Linked DNA regions of Homo sapiens: region 2 is linked to region 1. The links are chromatin loops, found by intact Hi-C in ENCODE. Cell type or tissue: adrenal gland. All regions are shown on one strand. Each heading gives the region's core, and the rest is flanking DNA. Links, peaks and the distances in the headings are about the cores only.

Region 1 (15,688 bases), core at 2,306-7,305:
ATGGGCTCTCGGCAGAGCATGTAACTAGGGTGGTTTGGCCCTTTCAGGGGGTTGCTATCATACGGTTCTTACCAAGTATTCTGTTCAACAGATGGGTTGAGGCAGCTGCTTCACAACAGGATCACAGTCTTTCTGTCCACATGGAACAAACTGAGGAGATCGCTTGAGACGAACGGTTAGTATCCTGTCCCCTGTACCACTAAGCGTTCCAGGAGAGCCTCGTCTGAAAGCTCTTCTCGTCAGCCTGACTCGGCCCATCCCTGTCAACACCCAGCACTGTGTTTGTTTGTTTTTGAGATGGAGTCTTGCTCTGTCGCCAGGCTGGAGTGCAGTGGCACCATCTCGGCTCACTGCAACCTCTGCCTCCCGGATTCAAGCAATTCTCCTGCCTCAGCCCCTAGTAGAGACAGGGTTTCACCATGTTGCCCAGGCTGGTCTCAAACTCCCAAGCTCAGGCAATCCACCCGCCTCGGCCTCCCAAAGTGCTAGGATTACAAGCGGGAGCCACTGCGCCCAGCCAGCACTGTTAACGCTTAACTTGTGTCTCTTTTGATGGTGGTGTCTGGATAAGTAAAATAATGTGTCAGGAAAATAAACCCTCAGTACTCTTCAGTCCCTAAATATGGCATCAAAAGGGAGCTGAAAGCATTTGAAACTCTATCAGCATATGAGATGGGGCAGAACCGAGACCCGGCTCCCGGCTGTGTGTGGAGCTGATGGCTTCTGCATCCCTCCTCCCCACGCCTAGATTCTGTGAGGAGTTGGAACTCCTCTCTGCTTAAGCATAACCCTGTCGTTTAAAGGTGAGATCAACCTACCCAAAGACTACTGCAGCACTGACTTGGATCTGGACACTGAGTTTGAGATCCTCTTGCCACGCCGACGGGGCCTGGGCCTCTGTGCTACCGCTCTCGTCAGCTACTTGATTCGCCTACACAATGAAATTGTCTACGCCGTGGAAAAACTCTCCAAGGAAAACAACAGGTTTGTGCACGAGCCACCAGGAAGTGGTGCCTGCTCAGCCCAGAGTCCCTAAGCCCAGTGGGGCAGACACAAGCAAGCTTCAGCCCCTTCCCTAACAGACACTCACTCCTTCAGCCGCCCCCACCAGTGACCCGCCCCATACTTGGGTAGGGTTTTCCACTGCTCCAACTGTGAGAAATGGGAGCCTGCTCCCTGCAACATAGAGCCCTAGGCCCGCATGCCTGGCCTGGACGCTGAGCGCTGTCTTTCTGCCCCTCAGCTATTCCGTGGATGCCGCCGAGGTCACTGAACTGCATGTCATCAGTTATGAAGTGGAGCGGGACCTGACTCCACTGATTCTCTCCAACTGCCAGTACCAGGTGGAGGAGGGCAGAGAGACCGTGCAGGAGTTCGATCTGGAGAAGATTCAGCGGCAGATCGTCAGCCGCTTCCTCCAGGGCAAGCCCCGGCTGAGCCTCAAGGTAGGGCTGACTCCTGCCACTGCTGCTCATTTGGTGTGTCTGTTGTGAACAAGCAGCCCTTGGTGTGTTTCTCGAGAGAGGGAAGCAGCACCTCACCCTGCAGTCTGGTCTGTATCTCCTCCCTCACACCTGCAGCTCCCGAGGCCACCACGCCACCTGTATCTCCGGGCCGCAGGGCTCTCCTGAGCCCTCTCCTGCAGGGCCATCTGCACCTCAGTCCCCCAAGGAACTGTTGAGGTCTTTTTTTGAAACAGGGTCTCACTCTGTCACCGAGGCTGCAGGGCAGTGGTGCCAAGCCTCCACCTCTGGGCTCAAGCGATCCTCTCACATCAGCTTCCCAAATAGCTGAGATCACAAGTGTGCACCACCATGCCCAGCTAATTTGTGTATTTTTTGGTAGAGATGGGGCTTCACCACGTTGCCCGGCTGGTCTCGAACTCTTGGGATCAAGGGATCCACCCGCCTAGGCCTCCCAAAGTGCTGGGATTATAGGCGTGAGCCACTGCACCCAGCTGATTGTTGAGGTCTTGATTCTACCAGTTAATGGCACCACCACCCCCACAGCCCCTCTTCCTTCAGCCTCCATGGGTAACCTGCCAGCAGATGCCATTAGCTGTGCCTTCTGTGTGTCCTCACCTGACTGCCAAAGCCCACCCTGTAGTTAAAAGCATCCTGTACGTTGGACTGCTAGCCACTCCTAACTGGTGCCCACCTCCAGGTTCTTCAGTCCACGGCCTAAAACCCACATCTGGCTCTCTTCATCCTGTGCCGGATGGACCTGCCTGGCCTCTCATGGCATATGGGATAAAGCCGACACTCTGTTGTCTGGTATGGGAGGCCCTGTAGCTCGGCCCAGCCCAACCTTCCAGCCCTGCCTCCAGCCACTTAGCCCATTTCCCTGAACTGCATCCCGTGACCTCATGCACTGAAGCCACACAGCAGGCACTTTCCCATCTCTGTTCTTTGACTGGACGCACTTGTTCCTTCCAGCTGCAGTCATATCTACTGTACTTATGTACGGTACCACCCGCAACTGGGCCAGGAACTGTGAGAGCCCATGGATTTTTTTTTTTTTTTTTTTTTTTTGAGACGGAGTCTCGCTCTGTCACCCAGGCTGGATTGCAGTGGCGCAATCTCAGCTTGCTGCAAGCTCCACCTCCCGGGTTCACTCATGCCATTCTCCTGCCGCAGCCTCCCGAGTAGCTGGGACTACAGGCGCCCGCCACCATGCCCGGCTAATTTTTTTGTATTTTTAGTAGAGACGGGGTTTCACCATGTTAGCCAGGATGGTCTCGATCTCTTGACTTCGTGATCTGCCCGTCTCTGCCTCCCAAAGGCTGTTTTTAATTCATTCTCACAGCCATTTCCTCTGGCAGAGTGACTGCCTGTGCATGGTCTGTGCCTTTAGTGGCTGAATGAATAAATGAATGGGATATGCACAAATACCTGTTGCCCTAGCGCCTCCTGTGGCGAAGCAGGCCACGATGATGTGACAATATCTTGTCATGTAATTGGCTGTGAGGACTCCGCTGGATTCCCGGTTGTGTTACTATTTCCATAGATGGTGGGTTAATGACGGAGAGGGGCGCTCTTAGCCAAGGGATACACAGGGCAGCGCGGCACTACGCTGCAGTTTTCCGGCTGCAGATTCTGTTTGTCATCTGCTGGAAATGTCCACGATGGATTTAATTTTAAAAAACTTTTTTCTTTCCCAATTTAGGGAATACCCACTCTGGTGTACAGACACGACTGGAACTATGAACATCTCTTTATGGACATCAAGAACAAAATGGCACAGGTGATCCCGATAAACCTGATCCTGTGCACGGGGCTTTCTGCCTTCTCAGTGTGTTTCCCTCCGTGTTAGGCCTACTCCAGCCTTGCCCCGGGTGTTTGCTGTGAGCCCACAGTTTCTGCGGCCTCCCTTACAGAGAGCAAGCAAGACAGCAAATCAGCAAGTTTTCTTGTAGAGTAAAAGCAGATTGACATCTTGTGGGTTTGATTCTTAGGAATGATGTTGATGCATGGCCATGCCTGCTGAAGCGGGAAGTCCATGGAACCGATTTGTTCCTGCTCTCCGCATGCGGGTACTGATAGGTAGACCTGTGTGTCTCCATGGCCTCCAGGAACTGCCTGCACACCGTGCGCCCAAGTGTCAGCTGTTAGAGAGTTGGCCCCCCGCATGTGGCTTGGGCAGTGAAGGGGCTCGGCTCTCTTACCAGGTGGTGAGATGCCAGAAACCCAGCCCACAGACATCCCTCTCCTGCTTTTCATTTCCCAGGACTCCCTCCCCAGCTCGGTCATTAGTGCCATCAGTGGACAGCTGCAGTCCTACAGCGATGCCTGTGAAGTGCTGTCTGTCGTAGAAGTCACTCTGGGGTTTCTGAGCACAGCTGGTGGGGATCCAAACATGCAGCTGAATGTGTATACTCAAGACATCCTGCAAATGGGTGATCAGACGATTCACGTGTTAAAGGTGGGTCTCACACCGAAAAGGAAATCAGCACAGCCCCTCACCCTGGTCTCCTGCTTCCCGCGAGGGATAGGAGCATTCAGGGAGTGCCACTCTAGGCGCTCCTGAAAAGGATGGGGAGACAAGAACAACTGCTCACCCAGTCAGTCCAGCATAAACAGGACACACCAGGGACAGTAGAGACAGACACGCGCTAGAAATGCCAGCAGTCTAGATAGAGCCCAAATGTGACTGAGTACATGAGGCCCCTGCAAACAGCGTGATGTGAGCGGGCTGTGAGGTGCCGCAGGAGGGAACTGGTAGATAGGACAGAGATGGCCTTCACAAGGAGGGAGATCACATTAGTACAGGGCAGAACGAAGAGAAGAATGCCTGTGTGGAGAGCACTCAGGCTCCCTGGTGCACGACATGAGTGGGGGTGTGAGACCTCAGCCCCCACTCAGGAATTCTATTCCTTCTGCAGGCCTTAAACAGATGCCAGTTAAAACACACCATTGCCCTCTGGCAGTTCCTGTCTGCTCATAAGTCTGAACAGCTGCTGCGGCTGCACAAAGTAAGTCTGGTCTCTTCCTCTCTGCTGGACAGAGGGACTGCGCTCCCTTCTCCCTGCAGGCTTTAATGCTTCATTTGCTCTTCCGTCGTTTTAGGAGCCATTTGGGGAAATCAGTTCAAGGTACAAAGCGGATCTGAGCCCGGAAAATGCTAAGCTCCTCAGCACATTCCTAAATCAGACTGGCCTAGACGCCTTCCTGCTAGAGCTGCACGAAATGATAATCTTGAAACTAAAGAACCCCCAAACCCAAACCGAGGAGCGCTTCCGCCCTCAGTGGAGGTATGGATTTGCACACCTATGGGGCGGGGCAGACACAATGTTGTGCTGTCTCTCCTGTGATCTTCTATAGACACAAAAATAGTTCTTTTCTTACCACAGAATCCCATTTCCTGCTTTTTGTCATTACCAGGGCACCTGAGGACTGGCTTTTTGGTTTTAATCTCTACTGGGTTTTCTTTAAGCAATTACACAAGTGTTTTTCAGACAAGAGTCTTGCCCTGTTACCCAGGCTGGAGTGCAGTGGAGTAATCTCAACTCACTGCAACCTTGGCTCACTGCAACCTCTGCCTCCCAGGTTCAAGCGAGTCTCATGCCTCAGCTTCCCAAATAGCTGGGACTACAGGCGTGTACCACCATGCCTGGCTAATTTTTGTATTTTTAGTAGAGACAGAGTTTCACTGTGTTGGCCAGGCTGGTCTCGAACTCCTGGCCTGAAATGATCTGCCCGCTTTGGCCTCTCAAAGTGCTAGAATGAAAAGGCGTGAGCCACTACACCCAGCCTAAAAGTCATATATTCTAATTTTATAACAAGTAGACTATGTCAAAGAGAGGTACATTTTAAATTTGATAGAAAAAGCTATCCTAGGCCGGGTGTGGAGGCTTACCCTGTAATCCCAGCACTTTGGGAGGCCGAGGTGGGTGGATCACCTGAGGTCAGGAGTTCAAGACCAGCCTGGCCAACTGGTGAAACTCTGTTTCTACTAAAAATACAAAAATTAGCCAGGCATGGTGGTACACACCTGCAGTCCCACCTACTCAGGAGGCTGAGGCAGGAGAATTGCTTTAACCTGGGAGGTGGAGATTGCAGTGAGCTGAGATCGCACCACTGCACTCCAGCCTGGGCAACAGAGGGAGACTTCATCTCAAAAACAAACAAAAAAAAGAATAGAAAAAGCTATACCAATGTATAAAGAGTGTATGAGAATACTCAACATTGGATATTATCCATCTTTTACATAGTTGCCAATCTAAAGGCCAAAATGGTATCTCATTTTCAGTTGTATTTCCCCATTTACCGTGAGGCTGAACATGTTTTTTATATTTATCACCCATTTGTATATCATCCTCTGAATTGCCTTTATGTTTTATTTTTTGAGACCGTGTCTCACTCCCACCCAAGCTGGAGTGCAGTGGCGCAATCTTGGCTTAGTGCAACCGCTGCCTTCTGGGTTCAATCGATTCTCCTGCCTTAGCCTCCCTAGTAGCTGGGATTACAGGTGCCAACCATCACGCCCAGCTAATTTTTTCTATTTTAGTACAGAGACGGGGTTTCTCCACGTGGCCAGGCTGGTCTCGAGCTCCTGACCTCAAGTGATTCACAAGCTTTGGCCACCACACCCAGCCTAAATTACCTCTTCGTATCTTTTTCTTTTGCGCTTTGTCTCTGTAATGGTTGTGAGAGCTCTTTGCATAGAACAGGGGTTCATCTTCTCTGCCGTGTGCCACAGTGCTCTATTTCAGCCTTTAATTTTATGAAGTCAAATCTGACAGAATTTTCCTATAAAGGGTCTCTATACAAAAACACTTACTAGGATCTTCCTTATCCCAGGATTATAAACTAGCCTTTTTTTTTTTTTTTTTTTTTTTTTTTTGAGATGGAGTCTTGCTGTGTCATCCAGGCTAGAGTGCAATGGTGTCATCTTAGCTCACTGCAACCTCTGCCTCCTGGGTTCAAGCGATTCTCCTGCCTCAGCCTCCCGAGTAGCTGGGACTACAGGCATGCACCTGCCCGGCTAATTTTTTTGTACTTTTAGTAGAGACGGGTTTCACCATGTTGACCAGGCTGGTCTCGATCTCCTGACCTCAAGTGATCTGCCCGTCTCGGCCTCCCAAAGTGCTAGGATTACAGGCGTGAGCCACTGCGCCCGGCCTGTCCTCTCTCTTCTTGTGCTTTCACATACTTGTTTTATTCACCAGTTTATGTTTAGGTGTAAAGTAAGGATTTAACTTGATGTTTTCCTGACTAGATCATCAAACTCCAGTCTTCCTCACCAATATGTTTCCTATTTGCTATCTTCCTCCATTATGCTATGTGGCATATACCATATACATTTATGTTCTTTCAACTTTTTCAACAAGTCTTTACTAGCCTGTGCTTTTCATGTAGATAAAAAAGATCCCTTTCCTAGAGAATTTCCAGTCTTTGTTAATGTGAAACATGTAATAGAATACAAGGTTTTTTGAATGGTGAGGCCTTGTTTATGCAACCCTGTAAATAAACATCACCTTGCTAGAGGGCCTAAAGTCATGTGAAGGGGCCAGCACAGGGCTTGCTCCGTGGGCTTCTGTCGTGTTTGTGTACTGCATGTGGGAAGCAGCAGTCAGGCACCAGAGCCTTGAACCCAGGATGCTAGTCCCAGTTCAGGAGCTCAGGTCATTGACCTTAAACTGCTCCTCAGGATTTCTGGGTTTTTTTTTTTTCTCGCTCTGTCGCCCAGGCTGGAGTGCAGTGGTGCAATCTCGGCTCACTGCAAGCTCCACCTCCTGGGTTCAAGTGATTTTCCTGCCTCAGCCTCCCGAGTAGCTGGGATTACAGGCACCCACCGCCATGCCTGGCTAATTTTTGTATTTTTACTAGAGACAGGGTTTCTCCATGTTGGCTAGGCTGGTCTCGAACTCCTGACTTCAAGTGATCCACCTGCCTCAGCCTCCCAAAGTGCTAGGATTATAGGCGTGAGCCACTGCGCCTGGCCTAGGATTTTAAGTCTTAACGAGCATTTTGGTTCTGCTGATGACAACGGGAAAAAGTAACATGAGGGGACTGATTGGTCCCCTTATGTTATATGGGAGCCTTTTTTTTTGAGACAGGATCTCACTGTGGCCCAGGCTGGAGTGCAGTTGTGCAATCTCAGCTCGCTGTAGCCTCCACCTCCTGGACTCAAGTGGTCCTCCCACCTCAGCCTCCTGAGTAGCTTCGGACTATAGGCATACACCACCACGTGCCCAGCTAATTTTTGTATTTTTGCTAGAGACAGGGTTTCGCCATGTTGCCCAGGCTGGTCTTGAACTCCTGACCTCCACTGACCCACCCACCTCAGCCTCCCACAGTGCTGGGCTTACACACGTGAGCCACACAGTGCTGGGCTTACACACGTGAGCCACCATGCTGAGGAGACTGTTTTAAATGCTCTCTTCTTTGGTTTTTCAGCCTGAGAGACACTCTCGTAAGTTACATGCAAACTAAAGAAAGTGAAATTCTTCCTGAAATGGCATCTCAGTTCCCAGAAGAGATACTGCTCGCCAGCTGTGTCTCAGTGTGGAAAACAGCTGCTGTGCTGAAATGGAATCGAGAAATGAGATAGAATTATTTCCTCAGCTATCTTTGGATGACTTTGGAGAGAAGACTCCTCTCTCCTCGTCTGCGGCGTGGACTTGATCATGGACTGGTGCCTTTGCATTCAGAAGGAGAGCTGTCAGCGTAGCACCGAATTCAAGACCAAGGCGTGCTACCTGAGCTGACAGCTTTTTGAAAGCCGAGCTGTTTCTGAACCATGTACATACATGTTCTGAAACTTTCTCATCATTTTATGAGTACTGTTCATTGAGAGATGACAATGAAGATTAGATGAAATTGGAAATAAACCAACATTGTTTACATTCCAGGAGACTTGTAGCTCAGCCACACACGCAGTAATGACCTGTGCCCGTTCGCCTCTGGCACTGCCCACCCCTCTTTTTTTTTTTCTTCTAATTCTGTACTCACAAAAGAGAATCTCATTTTCTTCTTTCTTCCATTCCCTTAAATTCTGAGTACTGTACATATATTTCTGGGTTCCCACGATGATGTGAAAAACTACCAGACTGTTTTTTGTCTTCTCACAAAGACAAGAAAAATCAGGGCATTTTGTGAGTGCCTTAAGATCAAACTAACAAGATCTGACCCTCTCCCCTCACAGTGAGCCACTGCCCCACTTCAGAGGGTAAGAGCCAAAAGCCTCATTGTGAAAGGCACTGGACTTGGACCAGGGACACCATCAGGGCCTTGGTTTTCTCACGCATAAAATGGAGAGTGGATTAATCGCCAAAGATTCTTCTGATCTGACATTTTGAAATTGTGAGAGAAACTAGATGACTGTAAACTTGGTCACAGGCCTGGTTCTGGCAGTTCTTTGCGGACTTTTTTCTAGCATTATGCCAAATAAACATGCAGTCTCAGTGTGCTCTCGCATGTATGAATATCTAGTCCTTTCTGTGGTTCTCAGCCAAGACATAAAAACTAGGACTCAGAGCACATACAAAACCAGTTATGTTTCGGAAAGAGGGAAAAGAGTCCCCGAGCCCGGATCTTGTGCTGCTTTTCTCACTGACGTGTTGCCTTTTTTCTTTACAAAATCTGCTTTGATACTTAGGACCTCTCTGGACTAATTTCTCTTCCTAGACAGCTCAGCACAGCTATTGATATGTTAGAGGCAGTATCCTTAATATTCATTCTAAATGAGTTAACGACTTAACTTGAAATTGGGCCTAAGGAGTGAGAACTACAAAAATACAAAATGCTTGTCCAGGACTCAGCCATGCACACCTTGAGCAGCGCCGGCAGGAGGCACGGAAGGAACTGTGCTCCGTTCTCCTCACTGTCATGGTGCCACCAGTGTCTGATGAAGGGCAGAGTGACCCAGACTGCAGGCAGTAACTGACTTCACACAGTCCCTGGCATTTAGTCATCTGTGATTGTTTTATCACTCTGGACTGTGCAGAGCCACCTGCCACCGAGATCTGCATTCCGACTGCCTATGAACGGGTGTGGGGGCCGGGGGCTGGCTTGCTGAAGTCTTCAACTTGCACTCGGAGCTCCTTTGATACCTCAGAGCTGGCTGTCAGGTGGCAGCTCACACCCAGACTCACTGGCCACACCTCAGCAGGGGGGGAGTCGAGTGTCAGTCTCTTTCTGTGAAGGCTTTTTTTTTCCTTTGGCCTGGGAATTTTTCCCATTTTTATGAAGGGGTTTTAAATTGTTTCATTTTGTGTGCTGTGCTTCAAAGCCTTAACTGTCAAATCTTGCATTATCTTGTTTGTACAGAAATATACTGGCCTAGCAGAGGCAAAAAAAAAAAAAATGAATTTTATTTTACTTGTCACACCTGTCTTAATAAACTGGAGTTTTGCTGCTAAAGAACTCTTCTCTCTGGGGGCAGAGCTTCTATTTATGGCACATAGACATCAGCTAGGCTTTTGGGAATCGTTTGTGTTCTTTGTGGAAATGTCCTTTAGAAGCACCCATGAAGTAGTGTGTTCAGACTGTGCACACAGAAAACAGGCTCTGCCTTCACATGTGAGACGGTGGACTTTTCCTCTGGACAAAATGACAGCATCCTGGCGACTCCACAGTGGAGCTGAGCGCCACTCCCTGTAGCCGATCTGGGACTGAAACGCTTACACCTCTGCCTCAGAAGGAGTCCCCCATGCCCTGCCTGAAATGACTTCACTGGACACAGCGGGGCTGCAGCTAACGGGGTACAGGTAGGAGCTAACTAACTTCACCCCTGAGTCCACTTGCGGGGTAAGAGATAAACAGTAACCCTTCCAGGAGCCCACTGACGTTGGAGTGCTAAAAATGCCCCTTCAGGGGGAAAACTGCATTTTCTCTTCCAAAAAGGAAAGGTTCTTCCAGGCGAGAAACCTGTGGTCTAGAACCACAGCAAGAAGAGGAGGCATGCTGGCCTGCACCGGAAGACTCACTTTGTCTGCCCTGCGCCAGCCTCACCTCACCCTGCAGTTCCCGTTTCCGCCATGGATGCCTCATCACCAACCCTGACCTTCCCCCTCCCAACCCTTTATTCATCCTCACTCCCACTCATACCCGCCTCCCTGGACAGTTCCCTGCTGCAGAGTTCTTTCTGCTTTCAGCCCTACCTTGGTGGTGATTTACCTGAAAATCTTCACAACTGATCATTATCTCCTTCTCTTTGAGACCTGACTGAAAAAATTAGGTGTGCACACCTGTAATCCCAGCTACCTGGGAGGCTGAGGTATGAGGATTGCTTGAGCCTGGGAGTTTGAGGCTGCAGTGAGCTATGATTGCACCACTGCACTCCAACCTGGGTGACAGAGTGAGACCCTGTCTCAAAAAAAAATAAAATAAGGACCTTATTGTGTGTGCAAATTATTTGCCTTTCATGAATAGTTATGAGACTTTGTGCATGTGTTAACCGAGACGGCCCTGAGCTATTTCAGTTACTCCTGTATGTTCAGGCAATTCCAATTTAGAAACAAACTTCCAGTGATAAATATTGGGAAGAAAATGTCAGCTCAGGGCCAAGTAGGTAAAGCCACCCAAGTCTAGCCATGCACACAGGCACTAGTGTGCTGAAGGAAAACACCTCTGATTTGATACATAAAGTGTGAAGGTTGCATAACTGGGGAGGTGGCTGGAGAAAACCTGAGCCTCGAGCTGAGTAACAATCCAAGCCATGATTAGCATTTATATTGCATTCTGCATTATTCTCATCCTATCACGTTCATTAAGTTCAACCATTACCATTACGAATCCCGTTTCCAGCTGGAAAAACAAGCGCCAGGAAAGTGCATTTCCCCCCCACCCCCCCCCCCCAACCAGAGCAACTTTGGTCAGAAGTCACACCTAATCACCCTCTCTGCAGGATATGCTGGGGATAGCCCTTTTGAGGAGGTGGGGGTGTATGCGAAAGCAACCTGGGGCCAAAGCAGGGGGAAGCAGGAGAGACTGGAGGGGCCCTGGGTCCAGCAAGTGCTCCACCAGGCTGCCCCTGCTCAGGTGCTCCACAGCCCATAAAAAACGCCTTCAGCCCTGCTGTGCTTCCCCTCACACCTAAACTTACTATAAGGGTCCTACCTTCCCCAGTATTCCTTCATGATCACTGCTACCTGTGCCCTGAAGCGCAACAGAACCTCAACCCAGAGGACAGCCACTTCCTCAGAACCCACGATCTTTGCCCCATCGCCACAGGTCCATGAGTGACTCCTAATTACCAAATCCAAGGGCTCCTTCACCCTGACCACTCTGGAACCCAACAAAGCTGACACACAGCCCAGCCCAGACAGGCCTGAATGTGGGTCCTGGCTCTCCCATTTGCCAGTTCTACAGCCATGGGCAAGTGGCTCGACCTCTCTAAGCTTCAGTTTCCTCGTCTGTGAAATATCTGTCAGTGCTCTTAAGGGAGGAGACCACCCCACATATTGTCTTACGCCCAATTTCTGCCTCCAAAGAGAGAAGTAAAAACTAAAAGGCAGAAATGAAATCCACAAGCAGACAGCCTGCACCACACCCTGGGCCTGGTAGTTAAAGATCGACGCCTGACCTAATCAGTGATGCTATCTATAGATTACAGACATTATATAGAAAAGCACCGTGAAAATCCCTGTCCTGTTCTGTTCCGTTCTAATTACGGGTGCATGCAGCCCCCAGTCACGTACCCCCTGCTTGCTCAATCAATCACGACCCTCTCACGCAGACCCCTTAAGAGTTGTGAGCCCTTAAAAGGGACAGGAATTGCTCACTCGGGGAGCTCAGTTGTTGGAGACATGAGTCTTGCCGAAGCGCCCGGCTGAATAAAGCCCTTCTTTAACTCGTGTCTGAGGGGTTTTCTCTGCAGCTTGTCCTGCTACATTTCTTGGTTCCCTGACCAGGAATCTAGGTGATTAATGGATGGTTGAGGCAGCCCCTCAGACGGCTTAGGCCTGCCCTGTGGAGCATCCCTGTGGAGGACTCCAGCCAGCTTGAGCGACATGGATCCTGAGAGCGCTCTCAGGCAGGCAATTGCCCCAGTGGAATGCCTGGCCAGAGCAGTGTGTAGCAGGCCCCCGAGGAGGATCAACGCAGTGGCTGAACACCGGGAAGGAACTGCCACTTGGAGTCCAGACATCTGAAACTTGGTAAGACTGGTCTTTGGAACTTGCCCACTCCATTTGAGGGGAAGCGTGGCCTGATCACCCACGGCGTGCCTGTACTGGCACTCTGGTTTTTGTTTTTGACTTGACTTGGATTGCTTGATACTTTGGTTTTGGTTTTGACCTGACTTGGATATCCTGATACTCTGATTTTGGTTTTGATTTTGGTTTGGTGTAAACTGTAAAAGTGTGTGTGTGCCCTTTTTACCTGTTCTTTGTTTTGTGGTATGCGTGTAGGGTGAGCGTAATGTTTTGTCTTGAAGAAGCATGGGTCAAGCACAAAGTAAGACCACCCCACTAGGAACTATGCTGAAAAATTTCAGGAAAGGATTTAAGGGAGACTATGGAGTACTATGACACCAGGAAAACTTAAAACTTTGTGTAAGATAGACTGGCCAGCATTAGAGGTAGGTTGGCCATCAGAGTGAAGCCTGGACAGGTCCCTTGTTTCAAAGGTATGGCACAAGGTAACCTGTAAGCCAGGGTACCCACACCAGTTCCCGTACACAGACACTTGGTTACAGCTGGTTTTAGACTCCCCACCCGCCCGCCCCAACAGTGGTTGAGAGAACAGCAGCATAAGTGGCTGGCAGAGGCAAGGAAAGACCAGCAGAGAGAGAAAGAGGAAGAGACAGACAAAGAGGGAGTCAGAGAGAGAGAGAGAAAGAGACAGAGGCAAAAGGAAAGTCAAAGAGAAAGAGACAGAAAATCAAGAGGAAAAAAAGAAAAAAAGAGATATATATACAAGTAGTTAGAAACAACAACAACACTGTACCCTATTCCTTTAAAAGCCAAGATAAATTTAAAACCTATAATTGATAATTGAAAGTATTCTCTGTAACCCTGTAACACTCCAATACCACTTTGTTGTCAGTGTAAACAAGGGCATATCCCGAAAGCACTGAGGCCTTCCCATCAAAAATCCTTAACCCAGTAACCCGTGGATGGCTCAAATGCATTCAATCTGTAGCTGCAACTGCTTTGCTAACAGAAAAAAGTAAAAAAATAACTTTTACAGGAAACCTCATTGTGAGCACACCTCACCAGTTCAGAAGTAGCCTAAGGAAAAAAAAAAAAGGATGATTTAACTTTAACTACTGAAAATTCCCTTAACCCAGCAGGTTTCCTAACAGGGGATCTAAATCTTAATTACCGTACAAAGGCCCTACCATACCTAGGAGGAACTCCCTTCAGGAAAGGATGATCTATGGTTCCTCCCAGGTAATTAAAGGAAAAAAAAAAAGCCATCTATACGAATTCTAAGTTAATTTTGACAAAACGAGGTCTTACTAATAGCAAAGGATAATTAAAATCCCAAGCTTACAAGGTTTTCAACAAAAGTAAAGTTTGCTAAAAGTTAACAGTGTAACATGTATTATAGTAATTTCTGATCTTGTGGCCTCAGACAGTCTAGTCCACAGACATAAAAGAAGTTCGCTTTGGAAAAGAATGGTTATCATCTTCAGGAAAAAAAAAAAGAAGGGGCAGAATTTACATAAAAAGAGTGTTATATGGTAAATTCTTGTCCTGAAATAAATTAACTGGTTGTTTAAAGAAAGAAATGTTTGTAATAAGTCAGAAAGTTGAGGCATGTCGAAGAATTGTCTGCGAAAGTCGTGAAAGAGAAAAATGTTATAAAAAATTATGCAAGAAATGTTGTATAATTTAAAAGTAACTAGGCCTCCTAAATGTAAAACTATTGAAAGAAAAAAAAAACAGTTTATGTGCAAGTGTCAGGCCTCTGAGCCCAAGCTAAGCCATCATATCCCCAGGGACCTGCACGTATACATCCAGATGGCCTGAAGCAACTGAAGATCCACAAAGGAAGTGAAAATAGCCTTAACTGATGACATTCCACCATTGTGATTTGTTTCTGCCCCATCCTAACTGATCAATGTACTTTGTAATCTCTCCCACCCTTAAGAAGGTTCTTCGTAATTCTTTGTAATCCCACCCTTGAGAATGTACTTTGTGAGATCCACCCCCTGCCTGCAAAACATTGCTCCTAACTCCACCGCCTATCCCAAACCTACAAGAACTAATGATAATCCCACCACACTTTGCTGACTCTCTTTTTGGACTCAGCCCGCCTGCACCCAGGTGAAATAAACAGCCTTGTTGCTCACACAAAGCCTGTTTGGTGGTCTCTTCACACGGATGCGTGTGACGTGCGTGACATTTGGTACCAAAGATCCGGGACGGGAGTACTCCTTACAGAGACCGGTCCCCTGTCCTCATCCTCACTCCATGAGGAGATCCACGTACAACCTCGGGTTCTCAGACCAACCAGCCCAAGGAACATCTCATGAATTTCAAATCGGGTAAGTGGTCTTTTCACTCTCTTCTCCAGCCTCTCTCGCTACCCTTCAGTCTCCCTGTCCTTCCAATTCCAGTTCTTTTTCCTCTCTAGTAGAGACAAAGGAGACATATTTTATCCGTGGACCCAAAACTCCGGCGCCAGTCACGGACTCGGCAAGACAGTCTTCCCCTGGTGTTTAATGACTGCAGGGACGCCTGCCTGATTATTCACCCACACTCCACTGGTGTCTAATCACTGTGGGGATGCCTGCCTTGGTCATTCACCCACATTCCCTTGGTGGCAAGTCAATTGCGGGGACAACCTGCTTTGGCTGCTCACCCACATTGCAGCCCACGGCTGCTCCCTACCCCCCTTCTCCGTGTCTCTACCCTTCTCTTTAAACTGGCCTCCTTCACTGTGGGCAACCTTTCACCCTCCATTCCTCCTTCTTCTCCCTTAGCCTGTGTTCTCAAGAACTTAAAACCTCTTCAACTCTCACTTGACCTAAAATCTAAGCATCTTATTTTCTTCTGCAACACCGCTTGGCCCCAGTACGAACTCGACAATGGTTCTAAATGGCCAGAAAATGGCACTTTTGATTTCTCCATCCTGCAAGACCTAGATAATTTTTGTCGAAAAATGGGCAAATAGTCTGAGGTGCCTTACGTCCAGGCATTTTTCAGACTTCGTTCCCTCCCTAGTCTCTGTTCCCACTGTGACTCATCCCAAATCCTCCTCCTTTCCCTCCCGCCTGTCCCTTCAGTCCCAACCTC
Region 2 (9,075 bases), core at 3,892-8,891, 260 kb before region 1:
TTCAGGTTTATTTTGATGTGTGCGTTACCATGGTGTATTTTTCTCCATCTTTTCACTTTTGTCTTTATATTTCTCATAAGCAATAGTATATAGTTGTGTATGGCTTTATAATCCAGCCTAACAATATCTGTCTTTTAATTTTGCAGTAGGCAATTTGCTTGTTTTCCCTTGCTCGTGCTTTTTGCTTTTTAAGTGTAATTTTAGAGGATGCATGAGATTCCTCATGATATTTGTGCTGAGATGTAATTCACATGCCATAACATTTACCATTTTAAAGTATGCAATTCAGTTGTTAGTACACTTGTACAACCATCACGATTATCTAATTCCAGAACATTAGAATCACCTTCAAAAGAAACCCTATACTCATTTTCAGCCACTCCTTGTTTCACCCATCCCCCTCCTCCCCCCTCAAGCTCCTGAAACCACTGTGAATGGTTTCCTGCTAATCTCTCTATGGATCTACCTGTTCAGGACGTTTCATGTAAATGGAATCACACCACGTGTGGCCTTTTGTGTCTGCCTTCTTCCACCTAGCATATTGCCGAGGTTCATCCAGGTTGTAGTGTGTCAGCACTTCATGCCTTTTTATTGCCAAGTAATATTGTGTGGATTCACCAGTTTTGCTTACAGCTGATGAACATCTGGCTTGTGTCCACTTTTTGGCTCTTATGAACAATGCTATGAACACATTAGGTTTATGTGTGCAGATTTTTTAATTCTCTTGAGTATAGACCTAGGAGGAGAATTGCTAGGTCAACTCCTATGTTCAACATTTTGAGGAACTGCCAAGCTGTTTTCCATAAAGGCTGTGCCTGTTTACAATCCCACTAGCAATGTATGGGGGTTCCAGTTTCTCCACATTCTCCTAAACACTGCAGAGCAGTATATTAGTCCATTTTCATATTGCTATAAAGAACTGCCTGAGCCCGGGTGCTTTAAAAAGGAAAGAAGTTTAATTGACTCACAGTTCAGTGTGGCTGGGGAGACCTCAGGAAACTTACAATCATGGTGGAAGGCGAAGACGAAGCAGGAACCTTTTTCACAAGGTGGCAAGAAGTGCCAAGTGAAGTGGGAAGAGCCCCTTATAAAACCATCAGATCTTGTGAGAACTCACTATCACAAGAATAGCATGGGGGGAACTGCTCCCATGATTCAATTACCTCCACCTTGTCTGTCCCTTGACATGTGGGGATTAGGGGGATTACAATTCAAGATGAGATCTGGGTGGAGGCACAAAGCCTAACTAACTATATCAATCAGTTTGGGAAAGTTATCTTCCAATCCATGAACCTGGGACATTTATATATTTAGGTTTGCAATGCCTTTCAACAAGCTATTTGTAGTTTTCGGTGAACAAGTATAGCCCTTCTTTTGTTAAATTTATTCCTACATATTTCACTCTTTTTGATGCAATTGTAAATGGAATTATTTTCTTAATTTCATTTTCAGGTTGTTCAGACTGCTAGTGTACAGAAACACTGGCTTTCCTATGTTGAACATATATTCTGCAACCTTGCTGACCTCATTTATAAGTTCTGATAAGTGATTTTTTAAATGTGTAAATTCCTTAAGATTTTCTAGGTATAAATCATGTCATCCGTGACTAGAGAGTTTTGATTCTTCCTTTCCGATCTGGATGCCTTATTTCTTTTCTTGCTTAATTGTCCTGGCTCGTAACTTCCAGTACAATGTTGGAATAGACGTGGCAAGAGCATTCTTGTTTTGTTCCCAACCTTAGCGGGTAATGCTGTGGTTTTTCATCGATGCTGTTTATCAGGTTGAAGCAGCCCCCTTCCATTCTTATTTTCTATCTTGAAAAGGTGCTGGATTTTGTCCAATGCTTTTTCTGCATCTGTAAATCATTATGTGGACTTTGTCCTTTATTCTATTGATAGGGTGTATTACATTGACAGATTTTTGGATATTAAACCAACTTTCCATTCCTGCGATAAATCCCACTTTGTCAGTGTACAATCCTTTTTATATGTTGCTGGATTTGTTTTGCCAGTTTTTTGAGGATTTTTACATCTATATTCATATGATATTGATCTAGTTTTTTTTGTGGTAGCTTTGTTTTGGTATCAGGTAATGCTGGCCTCAGGGTGAGTTGGGAAATGTTCTGCCTTATATTTTTTGAAAGATTTCGTGATCCAGCACTTTGGGAATCTGACGGGGGCAGATCACAAGATCAGGAGTTTGAGATCAGCCCGGCCAACACAGTAAAACGCCGTCTCTACTAAAAATACAAAAAATTAACCAGATGTGGTGGCAGGCACCTGTAATCCTAGCTACTGGGAGGCTGAGGCAAGGGAATCACTTGAACCCAGGAGGCGGAGGTTGCAGCAAGCCAAGATTGTGCCACTGCACACCAGCCCAGGCAACAGTGTGAGACTCTGCGTCAAAAAAAAAAAAAAATTGTGATGGTGATAATTCTGTAAAAGTTTGGCAGGATTCACAAGCCTTGGCTTTCCTTTGTTGAAAGTTTGGTTACTGATTTAATCTGTTTGTCCTAGGAATTTCTCCATTTTATCAAGGTTCATCTGTTGGCAAACAATCCATGGCACTGATACTTTGTATTCTGTACAGTCGGCTGTGCCATCACCTCTTTCATTCTTGATTTTAGTTATTTGAACCTATTTTTCCTTAGACTTGCTAAAGATGTGTCAATTTTGTTGATCTTTTCAAAGAATGAACCGTTGGTTTTGTTGATTTTCTCTATTATTTTTCTATTCATTTATTTCTACTCTCATCTTTATTATTTCCTTTCTTCTGCTTCCTTTGGGTTTAGCTTGCTTTTCTTTTAGTTTGAGGTGAGACAGACAATCTGCAATAAATGTAATTATTGACACGGTTGTTTTCAACCTACTACCGTTTTGTATTTGTCCATCTCGTAAGTTCTCTGTTCCCTTTTCCTTCCTTTTCAGGATTCTTAGATTAAGTATTCCTTAGAACTCTTATTTTGTCTCCTACGTTGGCTGTTTATTTCTGTTTCACATTTTTGTATTGCTTTAAAGGTTCATACCTAAAAATTGCTTAACACTTTTATATATGTTTCACATCTTTAATTCATCACAATCTGCCTTCAAGTAATAGTGTAAGAATCTTGACAGTATACTTCCATTACTCCTTTCTTCGGTGCTGTGCTATTTTCGTCATACATTTTATGTCTATGTATTATTTTAAACAATCTTACTACAAAGAAACATGCCAACAGCATCAACATTACCATTCTATTTCTATACTTTAGACATACCTCAAAGGGTCAGGACACTCTAGCTCTTGGTTAGAACCCTTTTTATGTGGTTTTTCTTTTAGGAAAATTGCCTGGCTTTAAGACAAGGCATCCTATATGTATTTGTTGAATAAATTTCAACCACCCAAAAAAAAAAAACAAAACAAAAAAAAAAAAAATATACCATTAGGAGTATAAATTGGTGGAAAATCTTTCTGCAACGTTAATTTGAAACATGTACCTTGATCAAGAAAATCACTTCTAAAGATTATTCTGGGTGGGCACAGTGGCTCATGCCTAATCCCAGCACTTTGGGAGACCAAGGCAGGAGGATCACGTGAGGTCAGGAATTTGAGACCAGCCTGGCCAACATGGTGAAACCCCAACTCTATTAGAAATATGAAAAATTAGCCAGGTGTGGTGGTGGGCACCTGTAATCCCAGCTACTCAGGAGGCTGAGGCAGGAGAATCGCTTGAACCCAGGAGGTGGAGGTTGCAGTGAGCCGAGATCACACCATTGTACTCCAGCCTGGGCAACAAGAGCGAAACTCCATCTCAAAAAAATAAACAAATAAAAGATTATTCTAATTAATCTTCAACTGCTTCCAAAGGAGCCATGGTATAGAGGCTGGAAAAGTAGCTTTTTTTTTTTTAACGTAGTGAAATATGTATGATACATTACTAAGCAAAAACCTGAGTTAATAATGGCAAAGTGGGTTACAATTTTTGCTTAAAAAGGTCTTTATGTACAGGTAGATGTACAAGATAAATTAAAATACTGGATGGACAGTCATCAAATTGTGAGTTATATCTGGGTAGGAGGATTAAGGATGACTTTTTCAAATTATGCATTTGTATGTTTTTTTTCAGTGAGATTATACTTTTGTAATGAAGTACATAACCCAGGGGTTTTTCATCTGGATTTAGTTGCTGGGGACCTTGGGAAGCCCCTCAGGATCTAGAGCCAGTTTTTCCACCTGACCAGAGGCCCAGTGATACCTACCTAGCAAGGCTCAGCAGACCCCCTGCCTGAACTTGACTCCATTTGGACTCTGGGAGGATCCTGGCCCCAAACCACCCTCCCAAGAACCTCCATGAGTTCTCTACCTCTTGTATCCTTCTCTTCCCAGCATCACTGCAAATGTTCCACCCTGTCCCGCACCATGCCCCCATCCATGAGCACTTAGCATCCTTCCCTGGTATAGGCAGGAGCAACGCTGAACTTCCTGGAGAAGTCCACATTCCAGTCAGCTGTCTACAGCAGAACCACACACCACCAAAGGGAAATAGCATTTTCATCACTGACTGCCCAAGGGCCAGGCTGCTCTCCAGAAAGTCTGGAAACTTTCCTTGTCAACCTTTAGGACTGGTGGTTTTTAAATCTTGGATAATCACATACCATTTCTGATTTGTCAGTACAGTTTGACATTTTTATGAACACTTGTGCTGTATTTTTCCTTTTAGGATGACCTTTCCTAGACAGTGTGTGGGGTAGCTTAAGCCCCACCCCTTCTCCTGCCATCTCCTCCCCAAGGCACCAATGCTGCCTCCTCCACTGTAACACCACGTGCTTATTCATCTAGAATCATTCTTACTGGTAATGGAGGCCTTCCGTCCTCCGGAGTGACTGTGTGGAAACCTGAGCCACTCCTCACCTCTAACACAAGCCTGGCAGCAGCTCCTGATGAGACCAGGTGAGCCTCAGTGAGCTCAGGCGCCTGCAGATACGGACATTGAGGCTGGCACTGGCCAGAGCTGTGGTGGGCATCACTCCCCACTGCTGCTGAGCAAATGCCCTGAACACACCTGTATCTGGTTCCTCCTTGCCAGGAACTCATTAAGCTGCCTGGGCCTGTAGTCTCGTGCTCCTCCCGCTCGGCCAGCAGTGCCACCTGGGAGTCTTGTTACCTGCAGGTTCTCACTCAGCAAGCCAGGACAGGGCCCGAGCACTTGCATTTCTAACCAACTCCTGATGATGCAGCTGGTCTACCAGCCACCAGCTGGCTAGCAAGGGTCCAGTCACAGTTTCAGTGAAAGGAAGTTCCATTCATAAACTATAGAATTTCAGATGCCTTCAAGTAGAATCACCTGATGAAATTTAAAAATTATTTCCAAGCTCACCCTAACCCGGAAATAAAGATTATCATCCCAACTAATTTCAGGAAGGGAGGGGCCAGTTTTAACATTTCCATTTCAAATATTAGAGCCCGGTCTGTGGCTCATGTGTGTAATCCCAGCACTTTGAGAGGCTGAGGCGGGAGGACTGCTTGAAGTCAGGAGTTTAAGACCAGCCTGGTCAACAGAGGGAGACCCTGTCTTTAAAAACATTTAAAAAATTAAAAATTGGGCAGCTGTGGTGCTGTGTGCCTATAAAGCTACAGGTAATTACTTTAAATATTTCAACAGATAACTTAAATACTTTAATAATTTAAATATTTAAACAGATAATTATCTGTTTTAGTTTGTCAACATTGTGGTAAGTCATGATCCTGCCACTATACTCCTGCCTGGGCGACAGGGAGATCCTGGGCTCTCAAAAAAACAACAAAAAAAAAAAATTAGAAAAATGAGGCCAGGCATGGTGGCTCACACCTGTTATCCCAGCACTTTGTAAGGCCAAGATGGGAGAATCACTTAAACCCATGAGTGACAGACCAGCCTAGGCCACAAAGTGAGACCCTGTCTCTACAAAAAATTTAAATATTAGCCAGATGTGCTGGCATGCACCTGTAGTCCCAGCTACTCAGGAGGGTGAGGTGAGAGGATCGCTTGAGCCCAGGAGGTTGTGGCTGCAATGAGTTGTGATGGTGCCACTGCTCTTCAGCCTGGGCAGCAGAGCAAAACTCATCAACGATGAAACTCTTTCCAAAAAAAAAGATTAGAAAAGTGAGTGAAATGGGCCGGGTGCAGTGGCTCACGCCTGTAATCCCAGCACTTTGGGAGGCCGAGGTGGGTGGATCACGAGGTCAGGAGATCGAGACCATCTTGGCTAACACGGTGAAACCCCGTCTCTACTGAAAATACAAAAAAATTAGCCTGGCATGGTGGCGGCCGCCTGTACTCCCAGCTACGTGGGAGGCTGAGGTAGGAGAATGGCATGAACCCAGGAAGTGGAGCTTGCGGTGAGAGGAGATCACGCCACTGCGCTCCTGCCTGGGCAACAGAGGGAGACTGTCTCAAAAAAAAAAAAGAAAAAGAAAAGAAAAAAAGAAAAGTGAGTGAAATGACCCAAGACTACACAGTAAGTTACTAGAGAAGGTGGTGGCACCTTAGAAGTATAGAGTTTATGGGAAAAGTTTTAAATTTTTAATGAAAAAGACTTAGAACAATGTATTATTTACATGTAAATAAGAAAAGAGAGCAGAATCCCCATATCCTCTTCAAAGGAAGGGAGACGGCAGGCCATTTATGAGAAGAAAGTCCATATAAACCCCATTAAGTAGAATCTGGATCTAAATACTTCCAAACAGGAGTACACAGCAGGTGAACAGTCTCCCTCATCCCACTGATCTGCTGCTTCAGATAAGATCAGCAACTGAAAGTGAAGAAAGAAACAGATTAAGGAACAACACAAACAAAATGAAAATTTGTTAACGTAAATTTAACTAAAACCTCACAACAGACTTCTCAAAACAAAAAACAGGCCAGACATAGTGGCTCACGCCTGTAATCCCAGCACTTTGGGAGGCTGAGGTGGGCAGATCATTTGAGGCCAGGAGTTCGAGACCAGCCTGGCCAACATGGTGAAACCCCGTCTCTACTAAAAATACAAAAATTAGCTGGCTATGGTGCACGTGTCTGTAATTCCAGCTACTCAGGAGGCTGAGGCAGGAGAATTGCTTGAACCCAGGAGGCAGAGGTTGCAGTGAGCCGAAATCGCGCCACTGCACTCCAGCCTGGGTGACAGAGCGAAACTTCGTCTCAAAAACAAAACAAAAAAACCCACAACAACAAAAAAACAAACTCAGGTGCCCCAAACTAAGAATAGGGAAGTTCCCTCTACAATTACAGTAGAGCTGGACGATTTCCTACCGTTCATCGGCATCTCATCAATCTGAGTGGAATAGTACTGCTCGATATCTCTGAGGATGCGGATGTCGTCATTCTTTACAAAGTTAATGGCCACACCCTTCCGGCCGTATCGACCTGATCTCCCAATTCTTCAGGAATAAAATAATATTACAGTTAGTATATATAACAATCAAGATTTAGTAAATGTGTCACAGAAGTGAAGCCAATGAGAGCTTGCACCTTACCTGTGTATGTACAATTCTCTGTTATTAGGGAGATCATAGTTAATGATGAGGGACACCTGAGGGACATCCAACCCCCTGGCCCAGACATCTGTAGAAATAAGCACTCGGCTGCAAAAAGAAAGAGTGTTTGAGGCGATTAAATTACTCATACAAGTGTAAGACTGGACTTGCTTCCATTGCTAATTTTAAGGAATCCTGGCTGCAGGTCCAAAATATACGAGATTCTCCTCTCTCAACAGTCTGTCTGCAAACGTGAAGCCTCAGGGACAGCACCAGAAACCCCTGTGCAGAGGGGCTGTTGGTGGATTTAGTTACTTCGGTCATGTGCTCCATCAGATTAAAAAAATAGACATCTTTTACTAGACTATCTTTAACTTGTTTAATCGGTCCTAAACCAATAATTGGGAAAAATACTTCACTTTTGCCTAGCAAAAAATTAAAAACGGTAACTTCAGCCGGGCATGGCGGCGGCTTATGCCTGTAATCCCAGCACTGCCAGAGGCTGAGGCAGATGGATCACCTGAGGTCAGGAGTTCGAGACCAGCCTGGCCAACATGGTGAAACCCCATCTCTACTAAAAATGAAAAAAAAAAAAAAAAATTAGCCATTCCAGCTACTCGGGAGGCTGAGACACAGGAGTCACTTGAAATCAGGAGGCAGAGGTTGCAGTGAGCCAAGATTGTGCCACTGCACTCCGGCCTGGGTAACGAAGTGAGACTGTCTCAAAAACAAACAAACAAAAAAAGACACACACAGCACATATGTTAAGCTGACCACAAGGTGGGCAAAGAAGGAAGTCTGAATCAAGTTCAAATGAATGAAACCACCCAATCCACGCTTTCTGACCACTGTGGAATTAAACTAATCGAAACGATGAACAGAAAACCCCCCTACTTACTGGAAAAGAAGACACACGCTTGTAACCAAGGTGACCAACCTGGCTAGTTAAGGCTAGTTATCACCTCAACCTAAGTATTACAGGAGCACAGCGGACCCCTCCTTAACTGGAAGGTTTTCTGCTCACCCAGGGCCTCAGCTTTCAGAGCAGAAGCTTGGCATCCCCCCGGGTGTGGGGCCTGCACTTAGGCGGTACATATGAAGTGCTTAGACACAGTCTAGCAAACCCTGACCTGCAGAGCCACAGCATAGCAGACCCACCTGGCGCCCGACCGGAACTCCTTCATGATGGACTCCCGCTCTTTCTGGGGCATGTCTCCATGCATTGAGGATACAGTGAAGTTGGCTTCCCTCATTTTCTCCGTCAGCCAGTCCACCTACAAATCCAATCAACAGATGCTACTGCAAGCTAGTATACCAAAGCAGAGATGTGCATTCGGGACTTTACCGCATCATTTGCAGAACCAGTATCAATATTCGTAAGGTAACTGCTCTTAAAACTCAGAATCATCCTAACTGGATGTAAAAACTTTTTCCCAGAAAATGTTGGGGTGCACTCACAAAACCCTCTTACTTCATTTTCTCCATATAATGACTCTATGGGGGGAGGGGGCCAGGTGTGCTCATTCTCATTTGAAATTTGAATTCCAATCTTGTTAGAATGTAGCCCAACTCCTTTCCTTTCTC

The links. Hi-C counts contacts between places; a loop is a spot of excess contacts. Peaks named below come from ENCODE experiments on the same cell type or tissue, not always from the same donor. Only the 100,000 strongest peaks of a DNase experiment are listed, where the experiment ranks them.
Region 2: a loop joins it to region 1, with 2.0 times the contacts of the local background. A loop is called at or near these places in 2 of 110 quality-filtered maps.

The regions. Positions count from the first base shown.
Region 1 is chr17:80,385,447-80,401,134 of GRCh38, forward strand. RNF213 (ring finger protein 213) reads left to right here. Exons shown (of 68, transcript NM_001256071.3): 61 at 92-175; 62 at 804-984; 63 at 1,244-1,445; 64 at 3,166-3,243; 65 at 3,727-3,921; 66 at 4,382-4,471; 67 at 4,566-4,750; 68 at 7,899-13,348. The coding sequence ends at 8,052. The region is part of intron 1 of RNF213-AS1 (RNF213 antisense RNA 1); the gene reads right to left. Among named protein-coding and RNA genes, the nearest start is that of ENDOV, 22 kb to the right of the region's middle. RefSeq lists enhancers at 1-1,063, 9,823-10,324, 11,970-12,477, 12,478-12,984. In adrenal gland, for the core only: no CTCF peak of the experiment used is centred there; DNase peaks (open chromatin) are centred at 4,276 and 4,652; H3K27ac peaks cover 340 bases.
Region 2 is chr17:80,128,737-80,137,811 of GRCh38, forward strand. It overlaps EIF4A3 (eukaryotic translation initiation factor 4A3), which reads right to left. Exons shown (of 12, transcript NM_014740.4): 9 at 8,650-8,765; 10 at 7,492-7,599; 11 at 7,268-7,395; 12 at 5,633-6,770. The coding sequence ends at 6,754. Among named protein-coding and RNA genes, the nearest start is that of EIF4A3, 14 kb to the right of the region's middle. RefSeq lists a silencer at 4,822-4,987. In adrenal gland, for the core only: no CTCF peak of the experiment used is centred there; no DNase peak of the experiment used is centred there.